Linked DNA regions of Homo sapiens: region 2 is linked to region 1. The links are chromatin loops, found by intact Hi-C in ENCODE. Cell type or tissue: heart right ventricle. All regions are shown on one strand. Each heading gives the region's core, and the rest is flanking DNA. Links, peaks and the distances in the headings are about the cores only. Region 1 overlaps ANKRD29 (ankyrin repeat domain 29). Region 2 overlaps LAMA3 (laminin subunit alpha 3).

Region 1 (15,863 bases), core at 3,345-11,344:
AAATTCTATGTATGTGAGGAACATCTGCTGGTGAATTATGTGCCTGCGCCACCTCTAATGTGTTTATACTTTGCATGTCCATAGGACGGGGGCACCGCCCTGTTGGCTGCCAGTCAGTACGGGCACATGCAGGTGGTGGAGACCTTGCTGAAGCACGGAGCAAACATCCATGACCAACTTTATGTGAGTGCATTTCAGGGGGACATTAGGACATTTCTCATCACATACAAAATTGCAGTCTAAATTCAGATGCCAGAAATGCCAACTTCAAAAATACTTTAATGGACAGTAGGACTTGGGTCTGAGTCAAGAGAAAAATATATAGCGGACCAGATGGGCTTTTTTTATATAGAAACCACATATCTGGCCGGGCGCGGTGGTTCACGCCTCTAATCCCAGCACTTTGGGAGGCCGAGGTGGGTGGATCACAAGGTCAGGAGTTCGAGACCAGCCTGGCCAACATGGTGAAACCCCGGCTCTACTAAAAATACAAAACTTAGCCGGGGATGGTAGCGGGTGCCTGTAATCCCAGCTACTCAGGAGGCTGAGGCAGGAGAATCGCTTGAACCCAGGAGGTGAAGGTTGCGGTGAGCTGAGATCACACCATTGCACTCCAGCCTGGGTGACATAGTGAGACTCTGTCCCCCACCGACAAAAAATGAAACCATTTATCTTATTTACCCATCTTTGTTCTCCCTTTTAAATCTGTTGTGCAGATGAAACATTTCGTGTACCTATGCAATTAAGGCCTTCAAAAATCATGTGATACTTATTCGTACCATGACAAACTACAAAGCCCAGCATATGGACTTGCTGAAAACCAAAATATACAAAATTTTTCTAAATGCGCTCATTGGATATAAAAATATACTGTTGTAGTATTTGTGAGGAAGGGCACAAAGAGGAGAAATCTAAGGTATTTGGTAGAAAAGTGAGGTTGGATGGATGAAGACCTCTGTGAAATATACACATGCCATTGACCTGTGAAAGGCATCCACTGCTAGTGCGGGTCTGTTTGCAGCTAACTGTCAATTAGTACATCATCACCCAAGGGCCTTTCAATTGATTGTCGCTATAATGCCATAGGATTTATGGCAAACATTACTCCAGTTTTGTAAGCGAAAATAGAATATAGGGAGATGAATAGACTTGACAGTCTCATGGTGAAGAGTGGAAAAATTCCTACTTCCAATTATCTAGGAACCGTATTTTAGGCTGTCCTACAGGTAGGCATTTAACCCTTATGCCTGGGGCACTATACTTTCATAGACATGTAATGAGCTCTGTAGGTGTGAACTTTTCCATTTGAACACCCTTTCCAGAGTTTACATGGTTAACCCTGACAAATCACAGGCCTCTTTGAAATTCATAGCAGCTAGCCTCACCCTCTGCACTTCAAAATCTGTAACACACTTTGAGCCTGCAACATTACCAGTAGAATGATTGAATTACTTGATAATGATCTAAAGAGGCGATTCTCAACTCTGGCTGCCCATTAGAATTATCTGGGAAAGTTTAAAAAAATACTATTTTGAGGCCCACTCCAGACCAACAAAACTGGAGTCTCTGAAGGCACAGCTTGGGCAACAGGTAGTTCTCACATGTAGCCTAATCTAAGAAGCACAGGTCTAAAGGTTAGATATGTCTTTGGCTATATATAGGTAGAGTATATCTGAGAGTGTGTAATATATATATATATACACACACACACACACACACTGAATAGGAAAAGCCAAAGTGTTTGGTGAAAAGAAAAGCCCCTTCCCATAGTAATTTCCTCTCTGTTTTAAGGTGACTCAAGAAATTTCATGCATTATAACTTCCATTTTATATTAAGACCTTTACCTTTACCCAAACAATCTAAATATTTTCTTAAAAACGATTGAAATATGGATGGGCGGGGCAGAACCAAAACTTGGAATGCACAGTGAAAAATTCAATGCATGGGTAGTTCATCTTGGAAAATTCCTGAGAGTTAAAAAAAAATTAAAAAAAGAAAAAGAAAAAGAAAATTGCTGAGAGTTTTCAGCAGCTAAGGACATGGTAGACTTTCCGAAAATGTTATCCCCATATAAAACATCTGCTTGAAAATCTGTACAGGCTGATTAATTTCTTAATGATTGCCTGGAGGGCAGTTTGGCAGCTCTGCTGACGCCCACTGAAAATCCAGGACCCTCCACGTGACACACGTGGCTGGACTTGCAGGGAAACATGTCTTATATTTTTGCTTGAGGTTAGTGTTCCCAATGGGAGGTGTGGTAATTAGCTGGGTTTGCTAGGTGTTTTCCTCTAGGGTGTGCTCTGGTTTTCCACCGTGGTCTGAAAACAATGAAGCTCACCCTGCGCTGCGAATGTTGTCAGGCTGAAGGGAGCATCCGGGGATCATGCTCTCAGCTGATCCACACGTCTGCCGAAAGCACCGAGTGACATGTGTCCAAGAAAACAGAAATGCCCAGAAGGCATAGATACTCAGTTAAGACGAAAACTAAAGAGCACTGGAAAAGGGGCACTTGCTCTGGGCTTTATGCAGGAGTGCTTTTTTGTGTTTATAGGTGTTGTTGGTGTCTGCTGGGCTGGCAGAGAGCCACTTTGTGGAGATGGTTTCTAGGGCAGTTGTATTGAAAACATCTTTCAGGGTTCTTTTGTGTTTTGTCTTGTTTTGTCTTGTTTTGTTTTAGAGACAGGGTCATCTGGATATGGTGGCTCATGCCTGTAATCCTAGTGCTTTGGGAGGCAGAGGCAGGAGGATCGCTTGAGCCCAAGAGTTCGAGACCAGCCTGGGCAACATAGCAAGACCCTGTCTCTACTATAAATTTTTTTAAAAAATTAACTGGATGTGGTGATGCACGCCTGTAGTCCCAACAACTCAGGAGGCTGAGGTGGGAGGATCGCTTGAGCTGAGGAAGTTGACGCTGCATTGAGCTGTGGTCGTACCACTACACTCAAGGTCTGAGTGACAGAGGGAGACCCTGTCTCAAAAAAAAAAAAAAAGAAGAGAGAGAGAGACAAGGTCTTGCTATGTTTCCAGGGCTGGTCTTGAACTCCTGGGCTCAAGCAATCCCCCTGCCTCAGCCTCTTGAGTAGTTGGGACCACAGGTGTATGCCATCGTACCCAGCTGCATATTGTATCTTAATTCTTGCAGAACCCTCATGTTGGGGGAACAAGGATAAGGGGACAAGAAAGAGAAAAGGGTAGGAAAGATCTAATTAAAAGGACACCTTTTACTCTCAATTTTTTTTTCTTTTTTTTCTTTTTTTTTTTTTTTGAGACAGGGTCTCACTTTGTTCCCTAAGCCTGGAGTGCAATGGCCCAAACATGGCTCACTGTAACCTCAACTTCCCAGGCTCAAGTGATCCTCCTGCCTCAGTGCCCCCAAGTAGCTGGGACTATAAGCACATGCCACCTCGCCCAGCTAATTAAAAAAAAAAAGAATTTTTAGAAATTTAAAAATATATTAAAAATAAATTTTTTAAAAATGAGGTTTGGGGGATTTGTATATCTAACATTTGGCTCTTCATTGACAAAAAGGTGGAAACCTACAAAGAGATGGAGATGGAAAATTATATTAAATGTGTATATTTTAAATCTAATTTATTTTATTTTATTTATTTTGAGACAGAGTCTCACTCTGTTGCCCAGGCTGGAATGCAGTGATGCAATCTTGGCTCACTGTAACCTCCACCTCCTGGGTTCAAGAGATTCTTCTGCCTCAGCCTCCCGAGTACCTGGGATTACAGGTATGCAGCACCACACCTGGCTAATTTTTGTATTTTTATTTGTTTTTTGTTTTTTGATTTTTTGTTTTTTGAGGAGGAGTTTTGCTCTTTTGCCCAGGCTGGAATGAAGTGGCGCGATCTCAGCTCACTGCAACCTCTGCCTCCAGGTGCAAGCGATTCTCCTGCCTCAGCCTCCGGAGTAGCTGGGATTATAGGTGCCCGCCACCACGCCTGGCTAATTATTTTGTATTTTTAGTAGAGATGGGGTATCGCCCTGTTGGCCAGGCTGGTCTCGAACTCCGGATGTCAGGTGATCCACCTGCCTCGGCCTCCCAAAGTGCTAGGATTACAGGCGTGAGCCGCCGTGCCCAGCCTAATTTTTGTGTTTTTAGCAGAGACGGGATTTCACCATATTGGCCAGGCTGGTCTCTATCTCCTGGATTCACCTACCTAGGCCTCCCAAAGTGCTGTGATTACAGGCATGAGCCACTGCACCCGCCCTAATTTCTTTTAAAATAAGTGTGAAAGATAATGTTTTTAATGCTTTTAATTTGTTCTCTCTCAGGATGGAGCCACTGCCCTCTTCCTAGCTGCCCAAGGTGGTTACTTGGATGTTATTCGATTACTGCTGGCTTCAGGAGCAAAAGTCAACCAGCCAAGGCAGGTAATGTCCACTGTTGACATTTGCCCGAGCACATGGCGCATGGGGCAGGGAGGGCTGGGTGTCCGCTGGCAGCACATACCTGAGATAACCAGTAAGCTCAAGGCATCCTTTAAACCCTTCTGCTTCTGTGATGAAAAGTTAATCTTTGATTAGGGTATCTCCTGTTCTATGCTCTGAGCTGGCCTGAAAGCCTATGAAACCAAGCTGACATCACAGTTCAGTACTTTCAAAACTTAAGTATTTGATGTCTGAGGTCAAGTACACAAGTACACACTCTGCCACCTCCTGTGCAAACAAATTATGGCTGCACTGATCTAATGAGTGCAGGCTGGCCTGGGACATAGGTAAACAGATGTGGGCCAAGTAGCCTGGCCCCTGCTGATAATGCTGCCTTACTACCTGCCCACCACTTCTTCCACCAAGCCAAAGAGGAGCCCATGCCGTTGGAATCATTAGGAGGTTCTGCACCTTCATCTCTCACAATTGTTATGCTGTTGAGACTTCATTTACCAACAGCAAGCTAACAGCTAGCAATTCAATTAACTGAAAGTAAAAGAACAGAAATGTAGTCTGGGAGTGGTGGCTCATGCCTATAATCCCAGCACCCTGGGAGGCCGAGGCAGGAGGATCACTTGAGGCCAGGAGTTTGAGGCCAGCCTGGCCAACATGATGAAACCCCGTCTCTACTAAAAATACAAAAATTAGCCAGGCGCGGTGGCGCATGCCTGTAATCCCAGCTACTTGGGAGGCTGAGGCAGGAGAATCACTTGAACCTGGGAAGCAGAAGTTGCAATGAGCCGAGATCGCGCCTCTGCACTCCAGTCTTGGCAATAGAACAAGACTCTGTCTCAAAAAAAGAGTAATGATTTTTAAAAAGAAGAAAAAAGAACAGAAATGCAAGATTATACAGGCAGCACTTTATAAACAGTGAAGAACCTTCCAAATGTACAGTATTATAATTAGCTTCTCTTGTGTAGGTACTATTTTTGTCCAGATTAACTTTTTTTTTTTTTTTTTTTGAGACAGCGTCTTGCTCTGTCATCCAGGCTGGAGTGTGGTGGCATGATCTCGACCCATTGTAACCTTCGCCTCCTGGGTTCTTGTGCCTCAGCCTCCCAAATAGCTAGGATTACAGGTGCATGCCACCATGCCCAGCTAATTTTTGTATTTTTAGTAGAGATACATTTTGGTAGAGAGCCATGTTGCCCAGGCTGGTCTCGAACTCCTGGCCTCAAGTGATCCACACACCTTGGGCTCCCAAAGTGCTGGGGTTACAAGTGTGAGCCACCATGCCTGGCACCAGATTAATTTATTTTTAACAAAACATTTCGAATTAAGGAAACATTACTATAAAGGTAGTTTCCTAGGAAAAAGTCAAGCTGATTTCATACCCAGGCACATCTCCACTGTACTATGACCTGATACAGGAATGCCTCTCTGTGTTCACATAATGAATAGCTATGAGAACTTTAAGGTTGGTCTGAGCTCTTGGACACAGGTTTCTCTGGTCTTTAGAAGCCCAAGCACATAAGGAGCCTGAGAAAAATAAAGAGCCTTTGGGCAGAGTGGTTTGAAGTCAGGAAAGCAAAGTGGTTTTGAGGTCAGGAATCCCAAGTTCTCAATCCATCTCTGCCAATAATTTGAGCTGTGTGGTTTTGAACAAGTGAATCAACCTCTCTGGGCCTGACTTTCATCATTGAAAATTAGGAGGCTGAGCAGCATGAGCCTGATGATCTCTTCAAATGCCCACATTTTAAATAATTGTTTTATTCAACATTCAATCAATATTTCTTGAGTACTTACCATGTGCCAGACATTGTAATCAATGTAATGTATCAATGTAAGGTTATATTTTTAGAATTGTAAAGTTATTCTTAGGTGGCCCCAGGAATACTCCTGGGAAAGGAAGCAGTTTCAAAAAAACTTTTACTTTCGTCCTGCTAGAGTTGACTTTCGAGGACTGGAGTTTAATATTTTCGTATTGGTCCTTCTTATTTTGTTATTGTTGATTGATTCTGAATCAGATGATTCATTTTACTAAAATTAGTAAAAGGAATTGGTTATTTTTAGATTGCCTAAGTTTGATTTGGGGGCCATTATTGAAGATACCACTGTGAATTTAGAATGTGAGGTTATCAAGATTATCAAGTCTCTCTATTAGTACATCCTTCCAAAATAATTTCTGGCACTTTGAATTTTATTCTTTATATGCCTAAAGTACTGCTTGTAAAAAACCAAGTCGATATAAGAGATTATATTTCAAATGTTGCATGAGCCATGCCCACTTAAACCTAAAATGAGTCATGCCGTGATGTTGAAGCCAAGAAGTTAAAGAGTAAACCAACATTGCAGCAGTAGCCACAACACGCCATAGCTGTTTTTTCTTCCTCAAGAGTTAGGATAACCTGGTCAAAGTGGATGACCTAGTCTTTGAGTGCAGGGATCCACCCTCTGGTCAAGGAGCAAGTGCTACAACTTCTAAAGACTGCATCTAATGAAATTGTTTTGAATTATTTTGAGTTCAGCCCTAAAAGAATTGTTATTCAGGAAAAGGGTGTCTTATAAAATAAGAATTGCTTTGGGGAAAAAAGGCAATGGAATTTTTCCTTTTTACAGAGTACACTCACCCCATTGTGCCCTCAAATCATAATAATTTTTATTACCTACTGTGAGCTTATAATTAGAGGTTGTTATCTATCCAGGTCAGACTAGCTCAAGTTCCGTCTTCTCTGAAAGTGTAAACTCTGCATATTTATTATGTTCCAAGAAAACAGTGCCATGCCTGCACATGGCCTGCACATGGCCTACCTATATTCTATAGGTAGAGCATTTGGAAACCAATGTTTTATTCTGAAATCTCAGCTGACACATTGAGTCATTATTGGAAAATCCTTGAATTTACAAAATGAGGACAGGAATACCTGCCTGGTTTAATTTCCTAATACTTTTGGCTAAATCTGATTTGTAATTGTTGCACTGACATTCTATGAAGCCCTACCATTTTATTACGGTATCCTGTAACAGGATGTTGACAAAGTTACATTGAAATTACTCAGCTGACATTTGATATGAGCTTCAGGGAATCTGAACGGTAGTGGGATGACTTTTCTTTGTAACTCTATCACTGAGAACTAAATGAAGACCTTTTTAGTACTTTGGGATGAGGAATCATAATCCCAAATCTAGTCATAGCCAGACAGTAGGAAGACTATGTTCTTGATTTGAAACTTCAAAAAATATTTTCCTTCCATATTGTCCTAAGCCAAAAGGTCAAGAGTCACAGAGATCATTGAAATATAGATTTCACTCTAACAATTCATTTTCATTTCTTTCCACGTGTCCTCACCAAGTTGAGTTGCTATGAGTCAGACCTTTTTAATCACTAGCTGAGTGGCTATTTCTATTTTTCTATTAACCAAATGCCTCGACATATATTTTCCCAACTCCACTCACCCACCTTATTAAAACAATACTTTAATAGAATGCAAAGGTCTGATCCTGTTAACCCAGAGCTGAGGTTAGTCAGTTAACTCATCTCTATCTAGTCTTTTTCATGTGCTAAACAGTATTTCTTTGAAGGCTGGAGGAAAAGTCATCTAATAAAGTGCCATCTCCTAACAGAAGCCTTGACTTGTACACAGAGTAGCTGGACCCAGAAATTAAACGTTCTCCCAGGTCGGAAGCTTAGAGGGGTGAATCCATCAATGGCAGTGGGAGAAGGAGCCAAAAGATTAGCGTAGAATCCTGGGGGTTTGGAAATGGGAACAGACAGCCATAGGAAGTCCTTGCTGCTTGGCAAGGGCAGGGACTCTGTCTTGTTTCGTTTGCACATGGTACACACTCAGAAAAAGTGTATCGACTGCCAGAAGATCCCCATGGCTGGTGCAGAGCAGGTCTGGAAGCCTGCAGCATTTAGTGATCAGTGCCTGAGAGTTAGAAGAAGGCTCCAGATATAGGGCCCAGACTCATAAGCATAAGCCCCAGGAAGACTGTAAGAGGCAGCTAGGGAGCAGACCCAGATTTTTTGGGTGGAGAGCAGCTTGGAAATTATGGGGATATAGATATCTTAAAATGAAACAGAGGCCCCATTTTGCTTATTAACTGTGTGACCTTAGCAGGTTGCCTACTGTCCCTGAGTCTCAGTATTTTAGGACTACTGTGATAATTAAATAAAATAATCCCTGCAAAACTCTTAATGCAGTAGCTGATACACACCCAGTGCAATGTTAGGTATTGCTGTTATTATCATTCCTATTCCAACCAGGCCTCATTGGAACAGAAAACCCATCAGAAATCAAGGCTGCACTTTCTCTAGTGAGTCGTGTGTTCTCTGTCATCTCAAAGTCTCTTCATATCTCTGTTTCTCCCCACTCCTTTCTTTTTTTACCAGTTTTGTCTGCTTACTTATCTTGTATGTGGTCCCCAGGTTTATGGATCAGACTGCCAACCTCTGGGAATAGCCATGTCATTGTCACAGCTCATCTTTGTGCACCAGGCCACAGTGACTGGCTGGCCTGCCTATCCTCAGTCCCATCACCCTTGACTGGGGAGGATAGAGTCAGACCATGGGCAATGCAGCATCTGGTAAAATCTCTTACAGACCCATTTGCTGGGCCAGGCACACGGTGCAAGGGACAATCATAAGAAATAGGCTCCAGGGCAGGGTAGGGTGGGTAAGAAAATTATCTCAATATTGAACTCCCTCTGCCACGGGCAGGATTCCTCACAGCTCTTGGACTCCCAACTTCAAATAGAATTGGTCCCCAAGACTTTCTGACTGGCCTAACCCTGTAGGTAGAAGTAACCCAAGTGTGACGGCTGGAAATCGTAGAAGCAAAGAGCTAGTGCCGCTTCAGATACTCATTCCCACAGAAGAGGATGGTTTTAGTTCTTTTTTCCAAATACTCTCAGGAGCCTACATAAGACCATACAAGGTTAGTCTCTAATACAGGTTGTGTCATATACTCCATCTCATGCTGTGATCTGGCTGTAAAAGTGATCTCGAATGAAATGAGGGAATAACAGAGTTGGAGGAAACTATAAAACTCACTCTATTTAGCCATCCATCGGTACTCGAATCCTTTCTATGATAATCAGCTACTGTTGAACACCTCTAGGCATGGAGAACTCACTCCTCTCTGATCAGTTTCTTTGGTCTTAGCCAACACTCATTAAACTTTTATACATTGACCCCAAGTCTCCATGCAGCTTTCACCCATCTGTCTTCTTTCTATCACTTGGTCTGAAAAATTGGTCTAAATCCTTTTCTACTTGATATACACACACATAGTAAAAGACAGCTATCATAACCCCATGAATCTCATTCTTCTTCAGGCTAAATGTTCTATTACCTTTTTTTTTTTTTTTTTTTTTTTTTTTTTTTTTTGAGATGGAGTCTCACTCTGTCGCCCAGGCTGGAGTGCAGAGGCATGATCTTGGCTCACTGCAACATCTGCCTCCCGGGCTCAAGTGATTCTCCTGCCTCAGAATCCTGAGTTGCTGGGACTACAGGCATGCACCACCACACCCGGCTAACTTTTGTATTTTTAGTTGAGACAGAGTTTTGCCATATTGGCCAGGCTAGTCTCAAACTCCAGGCCTCAAGTGATTTGCCCCACCTCGGCCTCCCAAAGTGCTGGGATTACAGGTGTGAACCACCATGCCTGGCCATTACCTTTTTAAAAAAAGTGCTGTAGAGGTTATAACTTCACAATGATTTCTTTGATTTAATATCAAAGTATTAAAAATATCAAAGTATATGGAAGTATTCAAAAGCCTATTTGAATATTTTTAAATGTTTTTTCACATTTTGGTACATTCCAAAACTCTACAAAAAGGAGCTAAATTGACTTACTTTTCATCATTTTCAAAATTATTTTTATATGTTTAATTTAAAAAAATATATAAAATCGCCAGACGCGGTGGCTAACACCTGTAATCCCAGCACTTTGGGAGGCCGAGGCGGGCAGATTACAAGATCAGGAGATCGAGACCAACCTGCCTAACACGGTGAAACCCCATCTCTACTAAAAATAAAAAAAAATTAGCCGGGCGTGGTGGTGGGCACCTGTAGTCCCAGCTACTCGGGAGGCTGAGGCAGGAGAATGGCGTGAACCCGGGAGGCGGAGCTTGCAGTGAGCCAAGATTGTGCCACTGCACTCCAGCCTGGGCGACAGAGCAAGACTCCGTCTCAAAAAAAAAAAACATATGAAATCATTGTTCTTTTTTTTATAGAGATGGGGGCCTCACTGTGTTGCTGAGGCTGATCTTGAACTCCTGGGCTCAAGCCATCCTCCCGCCTTGGCCCCCCAAAGTGCTGGGATTACAGGTGTGAGCCACTGCACCCCATCATTTTCATGATGAAAATGAAGGCTCTAACCATTATACCAGAAGGAAAAAATAAGAGAAAACAGAAATTAAGGTGTACAAAAGAGGAAAACCTCTCCTAATTCATAAACTAAATAATCAACTGATAGGTAATCTGATTTGACAATAATGCTCTAACTCACATGCAACTCCCTGGGCTCCAAAATCAGATTTGGAGATGTAATGACTAGTAATGAAATACACAGGCGGCCCCCAAATCTCATTTTCCCACTCATTCCTACCTGCTCACAGTCAGTTATCTCACAGGGTCGATGGAAGAATCAAATTAAAAAGCATATGGAAGTATTTTGTGAACAAAAGTACAAATTAAGGGGCGTATTGTTTCTCATGATAAATACTACTCAGATGCAATTAACATTTCCTAAGCATCTGTGAGCCAGTGCTCATGCTCACCACCTTTGTATATGTTTTCTCACTTATCTCTGCGAAGCTAATAATTTTTCCTAAGAGGACACTCACTCAGGCTGAGATGATTTGCCTAAGGTCTTACAGCCAGGAAGAACTGATTGCTTTTTCCACCTCCCATGACTATTCCAATTAAGATGATATATTTGATGAGTGTTATCATTGATGTTCTAAATTGATAATAATAATTTTTTGGCCAGGCACAGTGGCTCATGCTTGTAATCCCAGCACTGTGGGAGACCAAGGCGGGTGGATCACTTGAGGTCAGGAGTTTGAGACCAGCCTGGCCAACATGGTGAAACCCCGTCTCTACTTAAAATACAAAAATTAGCCGGGTGTGGTGGTGCATGCCTGTAGTCTCAGCCTCTCGGGAGGCTGAGGCAGGAGGATCTCTGGAATCTGGGTGGTGGAGGTTGCAGTGATCTGAGATGGCACCACTGCACTCCAGCCTGGGCAACAGAGCAAGACTCCATGATAGGTAGGTAGGTAGGTAGATAGATAGATAATTTTTCACAATATAGCACCTTTTAGCACTTTCCCACATATTAGTTTCAATTGTTAATACAAGTTTACTAATAATGACCAAGCCATTGAAAAGCACATTGAATAGACAGCTGGCTGCCTCTCCCTGCCCGCCCTCTGGTGGAGAGAGTGACAAAGAACAAAACAGACCCAGAGCAGGCACGGAGGGAGAAGCGCATTAGTATTGGCACCAGCTTGGACCCACACTCCCCTCCTGCCTTCCAGGGTCCCACCCGCACCCCTCTGGCTACAGCAGCTAGATTTCCCACCCTGCATGAAGGAGCCATGCCTGTCCAAGCCACTGTGACTGTAGCTGCTTTTCCTTCTCCTTCAAACGACCCTTCCCCTTTCTCACACCTAGCAAAATCCTGGTCCTTCTTCAAGACCTGGATCAGATAGCACTCTATCCAGGACACTGAGCCCTCATTCCCCATGCAGCAGCCCTCCCACCTGTTTGATTTTGTGCATTTTTGTCCATACTTTATGATGGCACTGCAGTCGTATGGAAACCTCCATGTCTCTTCTCCAGGACTTATTTTTAGCACTCTGCTTGAGACTTAGAAGGCTGGGCTCACACCTGTAATCTCAGCACTTTGGGAGGCTGAGGTGGGAGGATTGCTGGAGGCCAAGAGTTCAAGAACAACTTAGGCAACAAAGCAAGGCCCCATCTCTACAAAAAGAAAAAAAGAAAAAAAAATTAGCTGGGCATGGTGGTGCACACCTGTAGTCTCAGCTACTAGGAAGGCTGAGATAGGAGGGTCATTTGAGCCCAGGATGTTGAGGCTACAGTGAGCCTTGATCATGCCACTGTACTCCAGTCTAGGTAACAGAGTCCTGTCTCAAATAATAATTATCATTATTGGTTGCTTGAATTATTGATTAATTAAATCCTGAATTGGGAAAATCAAATAAAGAATATGGAAGTGCTTTTAAACTAAAGTACAAATTAAAGTACAAATTGCTCATGATAATATTTAGATTCAAGAATATTTCCACCAAGAGGACCCTGGAAAAATTATGAAGTAAGTTAAAGTGTCTTCCACTTCCCTCTATCCTTTGTTTCAGCACCTCTTCCACTGTCTCTCCCAAGACAGGTCCCAACATCCTGTGACTGCTCTTCAGCACCCCCAGATCCTCCTGGGCTCCCAAGTCACCAGCTTCCCCGACCCAGCTCAGATGTCTTCATCCTCTCTCCCTTTCCTGGGACAGCAGTGGGCAACAATCTTGTGCCTGCTTCTGCTAGTAGGCTAAGGTTGAAATTACACACTGCAGCAGAAAATGTAACTTTATATTCTATAACTGAATCATTTTGCTCTTCAGCCCCCCTTCCCCCGATGGGTAATTCAGTCTTATCTGGCTAAAACAGTCTCTTGGGGCATATTACCATAATTACCTCAGAGGTTACCTTTAGCCCATTCTGGATCCTGCTCCCTCCTGCCTTTCTCTCCGAAGGGACCTAAGAGTCAGACTATCATCCTGGCATTGAGATGGGGGTGGAGAGCCTCATGCGTGGCCCTTGTGCTGGTCCACAAGCGTCCTGCACTCTTACACCCCAGGGTTGCAGCTGGTCTCGCCATTCTCTGCTGGCCTGGCCATTGTATCTACTCAGGAAGTCAGGGCACTGTGGCCTTGCCTTCCCGACACCAGGCTCACTCCAGCCGACTGTTTCTCTGTCACTTCTGATTTCCCATAGGCAGACGGGACTCCTGGATGCCTAGGTGCTAGGTGGATGTGGGCCATGGGGACTGGGGGACCACTGACTCTGAAACTCCCACGGCCATTTCTCTCCTATCTCCCGGGCACCAGCAGAGAGCAGAACTCTAAAGGGCTTGTAACTTTCCTGGTTTCTCACAAGAAGAGAAAATCCTTTCCCATCTGGAATTCCCCATAACTGACCTGATGTTTCTTCCACAACCTAGGTTACCTCTCCCCCACAACACACGCGAGATTCAACGCAGAGGGGGAAGAAAACGTGGACACTCTCACGTGACCTCCGCCTTCCCCCTCCCTCTCTAGCTCCTTCACACATTGGAAGGCTTTCCCAGTTTCCATCCCATCTGCTGGGAACCACCCTACTGTCAAATCCTTCCCCATCCCTTGCATGTTTTACTTTTTTCTCCTCTGAAGCAATATATCTCCACCTCATGGCCCAGTGTGCACAGAGATAGCAATATTGGGGAAATACTCCCAAATATACGCAGAGGAAATATTCCCCAAAATGCTGTCCTGCCGTAACTAGTTTATGTGCATCACTTCCTAGAAGACACAACAACAGATTCCACCTAAAATTAAGCCCCCTAAGAAATGAGGTGGCTTTGGAGGGTTCTGGACACCAGACTAGAAGAGTAGGAGAAATGACTTGAGTTCTCTGACCCGCAGACCCCACCTCAAAGAAAACTGCCTGCGTTCTATGGGAATGAAGGGTGTATTTTGTGAACATTAAGGTGTGACCCACTGGGAAAGCAAAGAAATGGACAGTCTTGGGGGAATAGGCCGGCTTCTCTCTGGGTTTGTGGAATTTGGTTCTGCTGTGGTGTATGTATACAGGTCAGCTGCTCCCCCAAGCCTTCAAAGCAAGGTTCCCACGCATCTTTCCATGAAGTCTGTACCACCCTTTTTGGTAAAAGATCCAGCCACAAAATGGATGATTTTATAAGCCAAAATTTGAATACTGGCAATTATTCAAGTAGCCCAGGCTCAGCCACGTGCCGTCTGCGTCCGTGGGCTACACACACCCCCTCTTTTCTCACTGCCTCCTGGGCGGTGTGGATCAGCTGCAGAGTGTGATCTGCGGTCAGGGAGTGCCTTCCCGGAGTTTTCGCTTTCAGACCCCTGGTGTTAAAGACGTTCTGTGAGCGGGTGGGGCCGGGCGCCCCAGTCACGGCGGCCGCCGCCTCCTCTTCCCGCAGGACGGGACAGCGCCCCTGTGGATCGCGTCCCAGATGGGCCACAGCGAGGTGGTGCGGGTGATGCTGCTGCGCGGAGCCGACCGCGACGCTGCGCGGAACGTGAGTGCCCGAGTCGCGCGGCCAAAGAGCGAAGCCTCCCGGCGCGCCTGTGTGGAGAAAACGGGTCTTGACTGAGTCTGCAGCCCACATGGGTTTCCTCCCAACCTCCTTCCTTGAGCAGGAAAACAAAGTCAAGGTCTGATTCGGTGCTGCTCGGTCTCTCTCCTCCTCCACCCGAGATGACCTTGGGACGCACTAGAGAGGGTGGAATCTTAGCCTTAGGCCTGAGGGCGGTAGAGACGGGGCCTCCCGCCTGTCCTGGGGGCCTCCCGCCTGTCCTGGGGGCCTCCCGGCTGTCCTGGGGCGTGTCCTAGGGGGATCCCCTGGCTGGTGCTGCGCCTCCTGCAGGCCCTGCCTCTTGCCCCTCCTCCCTGGAGCTGCAGACCCCTTGCACCCCGTCCCCTGTTGGCCCGCCGTCATCCACTGGCCTCTGCTGGTGCCACCTAATACTGCCTTTGTGTGCTGCACAGCAGGCCCTTTTCCCCATAAGGAAGGCTTGAAGAGAACCTGACCACCTATGCTGTTTGCTTTTTGTGTTTTACTGTGGCCTTTGTATAACCCTTGCTTACGTAACCCACCTTCCCCTCTCCAAGTCTAAGCTCCAAAAAAGGGAAATCACCAGACGCGTTCGCCACCATTTCACTGCCCTCTCTCTCACTCTTCTTCTTCCCACAATCTCTGAAGCCAGAAAAGACCCCCACCCCCCGCCCCCCAATTCATTCTTCCTTCTTTCTGATTACAGATAAACCCTAATGGCAGGCCGAAGTGGTTTCTTGGCTACGGGAGAATTATGGACTAAATCCTCCAAACACAGCGACTGATATGTGAAAATGGGAGAAAAAGGAATTTGGAAACTGTGTTCTTGAGCCAAAAAATAACGACAGAAGCTAAATATTAATTTTTGAATTTGGCTTTTCATTCTTTTTAGCAGATTTTATTTTATTTTTTTCTGAGACAGAGTCTCACTCTGTCACCCAGGCTGGAGTGCAGTGGCACGGTCTCAGCTCACTGTAACTTCCGCCTCTGGGTTCAAGTGATTCTCGTGCCTCAGCCTCCCGAGTAGCTGGGACTACAGGCACGGGCTACCACACCCGGCTATTGTATTTTTGGTAGAGACGGGGTTTCAAGTGACCCTCCTGCCTTGGCCTTCCAAAGTGCTA
Region 2 (8,000 bases), core at 1-8,000, 180 kb before region 1:
CCTGGCTGACATGGTGAAACCCCATCTCTACTAAAAATACAAAAAATTAGCTAGGCATGGTGGCACATGCCTGTAATCCCAGCTACTCGAGAGGCTGAGGCAGGAGAATCGCTTGAACCCGTGAGGCAGAGCTCGCAGTGAGCTGAGATCATGCCGCTGCACTCCAGCCTGGGGGACAGAGCGAGACTCTGTCTCAAAAAAAAATAAAATAAAATCAAAAATAAATAAAAATTCTAGAGACAGGATCTCATTATGTTGCCCAGGCTGGTCTCCAACTCCTGGCCTCAAGCAATCCTCCCGCCTCAGCCTCCCAAAGTGCTGGGATTACAAGCATGAGCCACCCTGCCCTCTCTTTCTTTTCTGATGTTCTCCTGTTCCCTGCATTTTTCCGTAATACCCAACACAAATTTCCAGCTGTTTGTTTTCCATGCCCAACCTCGGGTTCCTCTCCAGGACACAAACATTGCCATCTAGCCCTGGGATGACTGTGGCTGCTCAGCTTCTCTGCCAGGCAGCCACAGCACTTCCTTCTGCTCCTGAGGCCCATGGAGGTGAGCAGACCCATGCAGGATGCCCTCGCATCCTAGGGACCTTCAGGCCTTTTGAAAGGCAAGCACCCACCTCTGACTGCCTGCTGCAACTTCCACCCTCAAGGAAACCTGGTCTCCAGAGGATTCTGGTTAGGAAGATTCTGGGAAATGAAGTCAGTCCTGTCTTCAAAGCGCAGGAAGGGGTCTGAGAAACCACATTCTCCTGATGGATAGTCTGGGTCAGCCTTCCACAAACACCTCTTCACAGTAGCAAGAGTTCTCCGAAATTGACAAGAGCTACTGGTCTGCTCTCTGGCTGCACACACCAGGGAGCCCAGGGAAATTTGTGGACATCTCATTTCTGTCCCCTCTGCCATGGTACATGGGCAAGCCTTAATCTCTCATATCAACAGAGGGATGAATACCAACCACGTCCCACAGCTGCAGGCTTGGTTTTCATCTCCCCCTCAGTGCACTCTCTCCAAACTGCATAGACTCCAGTGCATCCCACCCGCCTTCCCCAACACTTGGGCTGAAGTACGATGACACGGTCCCCCAGAAGGCCAGAGGAGGGCAGGGAGAGAGGCCCGAAACACAGCAAAGGTCCTGCTAAGCCTGCTGGCAAGTGGATCTGTTAGAAACATTACAGTGCTGCCAGCATTAGCACCACAAGCTGGGAGCGAAAGAAGGCATGATGCCTCGGGACAGAAGACAACAAATGGCCCCTTTAACTCAAAGGAGTCACCTATGCCACAATGCTATCCACAGAAAACTGACATGTGAACCAAGAAACCCACATGTATAGCACATGGAAATTTACATTATTTTTAGTTAAAAAAATCATTTCTGGATTCCTTTGAGGGTACATATATGATATACGTGTTTTCAAACCAGACTTGAACAGGTGAGGAACCAAGCAGACTAGATCTGTGAAAGCAGGATGTGGGGGTGGCCAGTGGTGAGTCTGTGGGGGATTTGCAGGCTTCTCTGGGAGGCTGGCTGCACACACTTCAGAGAGGAACCAGCCCTCTAGCAATCTGCTGACTTTCCTACCTTGGCAGTGGGGGAAATCATAAGCTCCTGAGAGACACCTGTCACACCGCTGTCCTGTAACTCCTGGCCGACATTCACACTGTCCAGTCACTGAGCTGCAGGGCATCTGGTAGGATCCAAGGGCTGAACACCAGCAGGCTGGATGAAAGAATTCAATCAGACTTAGGCGGGGGTTGCAGGTATGGGAGGGGGAAGAACCACGTCCCGGAGCAGAGCATGAGGGTGGAGCCAGAAAGACCCAAACACAAATTCCAGCTCCACTTCTTATGAGATCGGGAACCTGAAACAAGCCACTCAACTGCTCTAAGCCTCAGTTTCTCCTTCCTTAAGTGGGAGTGACACTAATTTTTATTTGATAACTTGTTGTGAGGATTGCATAAGATAATACTTAAAAGAGCTTGGGACAATGCCTATCATAGCGAGCACTCAATAACTGCTAGTTTTTATTGCTGTCATGAATTTCATATTCAGCAAGATTTGCAGGTGCTGGGTGATGGTTTTGGGGATTCTGCTCACCTACAGAAACCAGTATTTGTAGGAGGAGGATGCAGGGAACAACTGATGGGGGATGTGACTCACTGGAGGGCCACTTTAATTCCATATCCCACTTGATATTCCATATCAAGTGCAAGCCATTCCAGGCCAGATCAGCCTACAACTGTCCCTGATCTTCTCTTTCCTCCTCTCTTTATACCTCTTTTCTCAATGTCTAGTGTAGTTAAGTAGTCATGGAAAAAATGGTGCAGGCAACATTGAAAAGGATGGGAAAGGCATCCTAGTTTCCTCCCTCCCCCAAGCTGTTACCATGATCTTTGGCTAAGTGATGAATAAACACGTGTGGATGGAGAGAACAGATGCTGGCCATTCATTCTCCTCTTGGCCCCCTTCCCACTGGATCAGGTCCCTACTAGTCTCTATGAGACTAGACTTCTATGGGCTGGAGTTGCACAAGGTCGTCCCCATTTGCATTGCAAAAACCCTTCTTCTGGAGAGGGATGAGCAGTGGAATTGACCTGACTGACTTCTCCGGCTGAAGAGTTCTACATCTTAAGAACTGAAAGAAACTAGAGAGAGCATCTCATTGAATCCCATTATTACATGGTGAAGTTCAGAAGTTAAATGGCATTTTTAAAGTCAATGGATTAGTCTCTAATAAAGGGCTTCAGTCTTTGGAGTCAGACACATCTGGATTCCAGTACCAGCTGTGCCACTTAACAGCCCTGCAATCACGGCTAGTTGCTTAGCTTCTTTAAGCCTCAGTTTCCTCTTCTGTAAACTGGAGCTGATAATAGCACCTACTTTATGAAGTTATCAGAGAATCATCAGCAATAAGGCATTGAGCACGATGCTTCGCACAGCCGAAATGCTCAGGAAGTGTTCACACTTATTAACATTATTATTCTAATTACCCAAGTCCCCCAGTGCTTGGGGAGGTGCTCTTTACACTTTCCCACACTGAATTAATGAAAATCAATGAATTAGTATATCTGACTTCCAAATTTTTATCCAGTGTAGTGTACACAGTAAAAGATACAACCTTGTTTGCAAGGTTTCAAAAATTCCATGCTAGTTGGAGCCTTAGGAAAGAAAAGATTCATAAGGTAAAGCCCCAGTTCTGGTAATTTATTTACAGGTAGCCTTGGAATCTAAGCCTTGGCGCATGGGGCCCCCACAGGGACGAGACCATGTTATTTTCATTCTCTGTGACAGCCCAGCCCATGTATGGTGAATTTCTCTGAAAGTGCTTTTTAGTAAATGATGGTGAACGACAGAATTTACCTGTGTTGTCATCAGAAACGTAAAAGAAACTCTCACTGATGGAGGGGAACTCGGCTAGTTTACTCACTTACAAATTACCTGGGAGTTTCAACAGGCTATGTGACTTGTTCAGAGAGACACAAGTACTTGCAGACCCAGAGAATTTACTATCATTTCACTTTCCTATTTTACAGTCATCCATCCAGCAGACATTGATTGAAGGCCTACTGTGTTCCAGCAGCACCCTTGCTAGGTGTTACGGTGGAGGTAAATACAAAAACACATATAGTTAGCCTTCCATATCTGTGGGTTCTGGATCCATGCATTCAAACACAGATCAAAAATATTCAGAAAAATACACAACTAAAAAATAACAAAAATAATACAAATAAAATAATAATGTAATATAACTATTTATGTAGCATTTACATTATATTATGTATTATAAGTAATCTAGAAATTTAATTTATATAGGAGGATGTGTGTAGTTTATTTGCAAATACTGTGCCATTTTATATCAGAGACTTGAGTATCCTTGCCTTTTGGTGCCCATGGATGGTCCTGGAACCAATCCCCCATGGATACTGGGTGTTGGGTGTTGACTGTATTCCCTGATCTCTAAGATCTAAAAATCCAGAACAAAGACTAGAGAATGACTGACATAGCATAAAGCACCCCCACAAGACACTACCCACTCCATATAAAGCGTGTCTAATGCTCCCCTAGCTATTGGCAGACAGAAGGACAAACACTCAGATCTCCTACTGCCATTTCCACCTGTCTTCTCTCATGGCCCATAGTCCCAGCTGGCCTGTCTGCAGAGGTTAAGTCTCTACCTAGTGGTAGAATTCTGAGGAAATGTTCTTGGGTTCTACAGTGGTTAATTTTGTGTCAACTTGGCTAACTATGTTGCCAAATGGTCAAACACTAGTCTAGATGGTGCTGTGAAGGTATTTTTTAGATGAGAGTAACATTTAAATCAGTAGACTTTGAGTAAAGCAGATTATCTTCCATCATGTGAGTGGTCCTCATCCAATCAGGTGAAGGCCTTAAGAGAAAAAGACAGATGTCCACCAAGGAAGAAGGAATTCTGCCTACAGATTGCCTTTGGACTCAAGATGCAAAATCACCTCTTGACTGCATCTCCAACCTGTTAGCCTACCTTGCAGATTTTGGACTTGCCAGCCCCTACAACTGTGTGAATCAAGTCCTTAAAATAAAACTCTCCCCATCCCTACACACACATACACACACAGACACACACACATACACACACACACACACACACTCACACAATATATATTATATGTACATAGGTAACTAGATAAGCTCTATCTACGTACCTATCTATCTATCTAGAGAACCCTGACTAATACAGATTTTGGTACCAAGAGAAGTATTCTTAGAGGACCAGAATTTTTTAAATTCATAAATACAGGTAGGGTCTCACTATGTTGCCCAGGCTGGTCTCAAACTCCTGGCCTCAAGTGACTGTCCCACATTAGCCTCCCAAAGTGCTGGAATTATAGGCATAAGACAATGCCCAGCCAGGAACAGAATTTTAAGAATAAATTCTCTGAATTGGTTTGGGGGTTTCTGGAATTGGTTCTCTAAATGACTAGATTTAGAAGCACTAATGACTCTAGTTCCAATAGTGAATAAAGCACTGATAGTCATCGGTGTGATGTGGTAATAGAGATACACAAAAATATCACTATTAGATACTCCTAATCAAATAATTATGATAGGCAAGGTTCTGGGTGACCACGTATTTGATAACGTAGAACATTTCCGTCAAACTAATGGGCATAATGAACTTGGCTGGTTGCTCCTAATTGGGCTGGACAAAGTGGGAAAGAAAAGGAGTTGAGGGATTTGAATTCCCACTCAGATGCAGCATAAATGACCTGAAAGTTTCTATGCCTTCCTAGAAAGAAATCCTTATCTCCTACAGCCTCAGAGCTGAGACTGCAGAAAACCAAACCAAGAATCTTCATCCTGCGAGGTCTGAATTGCAATGCAAGTTAAATTCCAAACCTTGCAGAGTATCTGCTGTTAAAGTGGGGGCATAGATTGGGAAGGAATAGGACTTTGAAAATTGCTTTGGGGACATATGGGAAGATCATGACGAAGATGGGGACACTGAACCCCTAAATTCCAACGAGTCTTCTTTGTCAGAAGAAGCAACTGCACCCCCCAACCCATGTTTGAGCAGGTTAACCCTGCTTTGCCCGAGAAAACTGTAATGGCCTCCCCTGAGGCAGCTGTCATGGAAGACCCCACTGATTCTCTTCAGGACCCACCCCCATCCCACTTTCCTTATCAACTGATAACTGGACTCAAATCCCAGCAAGCCCTGAAAGGTGAAGTACAAAGTATGACCCATGAGAAGGTGCGCTACACTTCAAAAGAACTAAATGATTTTTCCAATTTAAACAGACAGACAGCAATTTGAGGAATATCTGTGAGAATAGATGTCAAGGATGTGGAAACTGCTGCCATCAAGTTGGAAAACCTAAGTGCAATGGGGGTAATTGGGCCCCAGGTTGGTGGCAGCCAAGTGGTGGCAATAAACCACCAAAAGCAAGGCGGGTGTGGTTACCATAATGGACAATGGAGTTGAAACAGCAGTCAAAATAGTCTGACTCAGAGACCTATGCTGACTAGTTGATCATGGTGTTCCTGGAAGTGAAACAGCTGGGAAGTCTAGCAAATTCTGACTTGCTTTGTAGAAGTGGAAGAGTTGTAGGTCAAATGAACAAGTCTAACTTGAAACATAAAAATAGAGTCATATCCCCTCAATCAATTACCAGACCTGAGCTGGTTTACAGACCCAGAACTCTTTGAATGAAGGGGAGAGTAGGTACTATTGTGGAAGAACTCCACTCCACCGCCAAACATTTATAAGGTAAATCTTTCTCCCAGCCTTTTCCAAAGGGACCTATGGCCTTTTACCAAGGTGACTACACACTGGCAAAAAGGAAATAATCAGATCTTTCTATTCTTTCTATTAGTGGACATCAGCTCTAAATTGACACCAATTCTAGAAGACCCAAAATGTCACTGTGGCCCTCTAGTCAGAGTATGGGTTTATGGGGGTCAGGTGATCAATGAAGCTTTAACTCAGGTCCATCTTATAATGAGGGCAGTGGGTTCCTGAACTCAGCCTGTAGTTATTTCCCCAGTTCTGGAATTCATAACTGGAATATACATCCTCAGCAACTGACAAAATCTTCACATTGGTTCCCTGACCTATGGAGTGGAAGTTATTATGATGGAAAAGGCCAAGTGGAAGCCATTAGAACTGCCTCTACCTAGGAAAATAGTACAACCAAAAGCAATACAACATTTCTGCAGGAATTGCAGAGATGAGGGCTACCATCAAAGACTTGAAAGATGCAGGGGTGGTGATTCCTACTGCTTGCCCATTCGATTCATCTATTTGGCCTGTACAGAACATAGATGTATCCTGGATAATGACAGTAGATTATTATAAACTTAACCAGGTAGCAACTCCAATTGCAGCTGCTATACTAGATGTGGCTTCATTGCTTGAGCAAATTAACATATCACCTGACACCTGGAATGCAGCTGTTAGTCTGGCAAATGCTTTTTTCCTTCACACCTTTAGTAAAAACCAACAAGCAGTTTGTTTTCAACTGGCCAGGCCAGCAATATACTTTCACTGTCTGTATTAGGCTATTTTTATGTTGCTATAAAGAAATACCTGGGGCTAGGTAATTTATGAAGAAAAGAAATTTAATTGGCATAGTTTTGCAAGCTGTACAGGAAGCATGGTGCCAGCATCTGCTTCTGGTGAGGGTCTCAGGGAACTTACAACCCATGGCAGAAGGTAAAGGGGAGCCAGTACATCACATAGCAAGAACAGAAGCAAGGTAGGGGGAGGTATCACACACTTTTAAACAACCAGATCTCAAGTGAACTCAGAGAGAGATCTCACCCACTATCAGGAGGACAATACTAAGCCATTCATGAAGGATCCATCTCCATGATCCAAACACCTCCCACCAGGCCCCACCTACAACATTGGGGATCAGATTTCAACACGAGGTTTGGAGGGGGCAAACATCCAAACTATATCACTGTCCTACATCAGGGGTCTATCAACTCTGGTCCTGTGTCATAATTTAGGTCACAGGGATCTTGATCACCTTTCCCTTCCATAAGGCATCACATCGGTCTATTACATTGAGGACATTATGCTAATTGGAGCTAGTGAACAAGAAGTAGCAACTACTCTAGACTTATTGGTAAGACATTTGGGTGTCAGGAGGTAAAAATTAAATGCAATAAAACATCCAGAGTCTTCTACCTCAGTTAAATTTCTAAGGGTCCAGTAGTGTGAGTCCCAGAACAAGGGAAGGCTCTGCAGCAGGTCCAGGCTGCTGTGTAAGCTGTTCTGCCACTTAAAGCATATGACTGAGCAGATCTAATGGTGCTTTTAAGTGTCAGTGGCAGATAGGGATGCTTTTTGGAGCCTTCAGCAGGCCCACATAAGTGAACGACAGTGCAGACCCTTAGGATTTTGGAGCAAAGTCCTGCCACCGTCTACATATAAGCCATCCTCTGCAGATAACTTTTTTTTGAGAAACAGCTTTTCACTTTCTACTGGGTCTTAGTAGAGACAGAAGGCTTAAC

The links. Hi-C counts contacts between places; a loop is a spot of excess contacts. Peaks named below come from ENCODE experiments on the same cell type or tissue, not always from the same donor. Only the 100,000 strongest peaks of a DNase experiment are listed, where the experiment ranks them.
Region 2: a loop joins it to region 1, with 5 times the contacts of the local background. A loop is called at or near these places in 94 of 110 quality-filtered maps.

What each region holds. Positions count from the first base shown.
Region 1 is chr18:23,618,371-23,634,233 of GRCh38, reverse strand. It overlaps ANKRD29 (ankyrin repeat domain 29), which reads left to right. Exons shown (of 10, transcript NM_173505.4): 5 at 85-183; 6 at 4,283-4,381; 7 at 14,605-14,703. Among named protein-coding and RNA genes, the nearest start is that of ANKRD29, 37 kb to the left of the region's middle. In heart right ventricle, for the core only: no CTCF peak of the experiment used is centred there; no DNase peak of the experiment used is centred there; H3K27ac peaks cover 1,348 bases.
Region 2 is chr18:23,804,087-23,812,086 of GRCh38, reverse strand. It overlaps LAMA3 (laminin subunit alpha 3), which reads right to left. Exons shown (of 75, transcript NM_198129.4): 13 at 1,584-1,721. Among named protein-coding and RNA genes, the nearest start is that of LAMA3, 120 kb to the right of the region's middle. RefSeq lists an enhancer at 1,598-1,657. In heart right ventricle, for the core only: no CTCF peak of the experiment used is centred there; no DNase peak of the experiment used is centred there.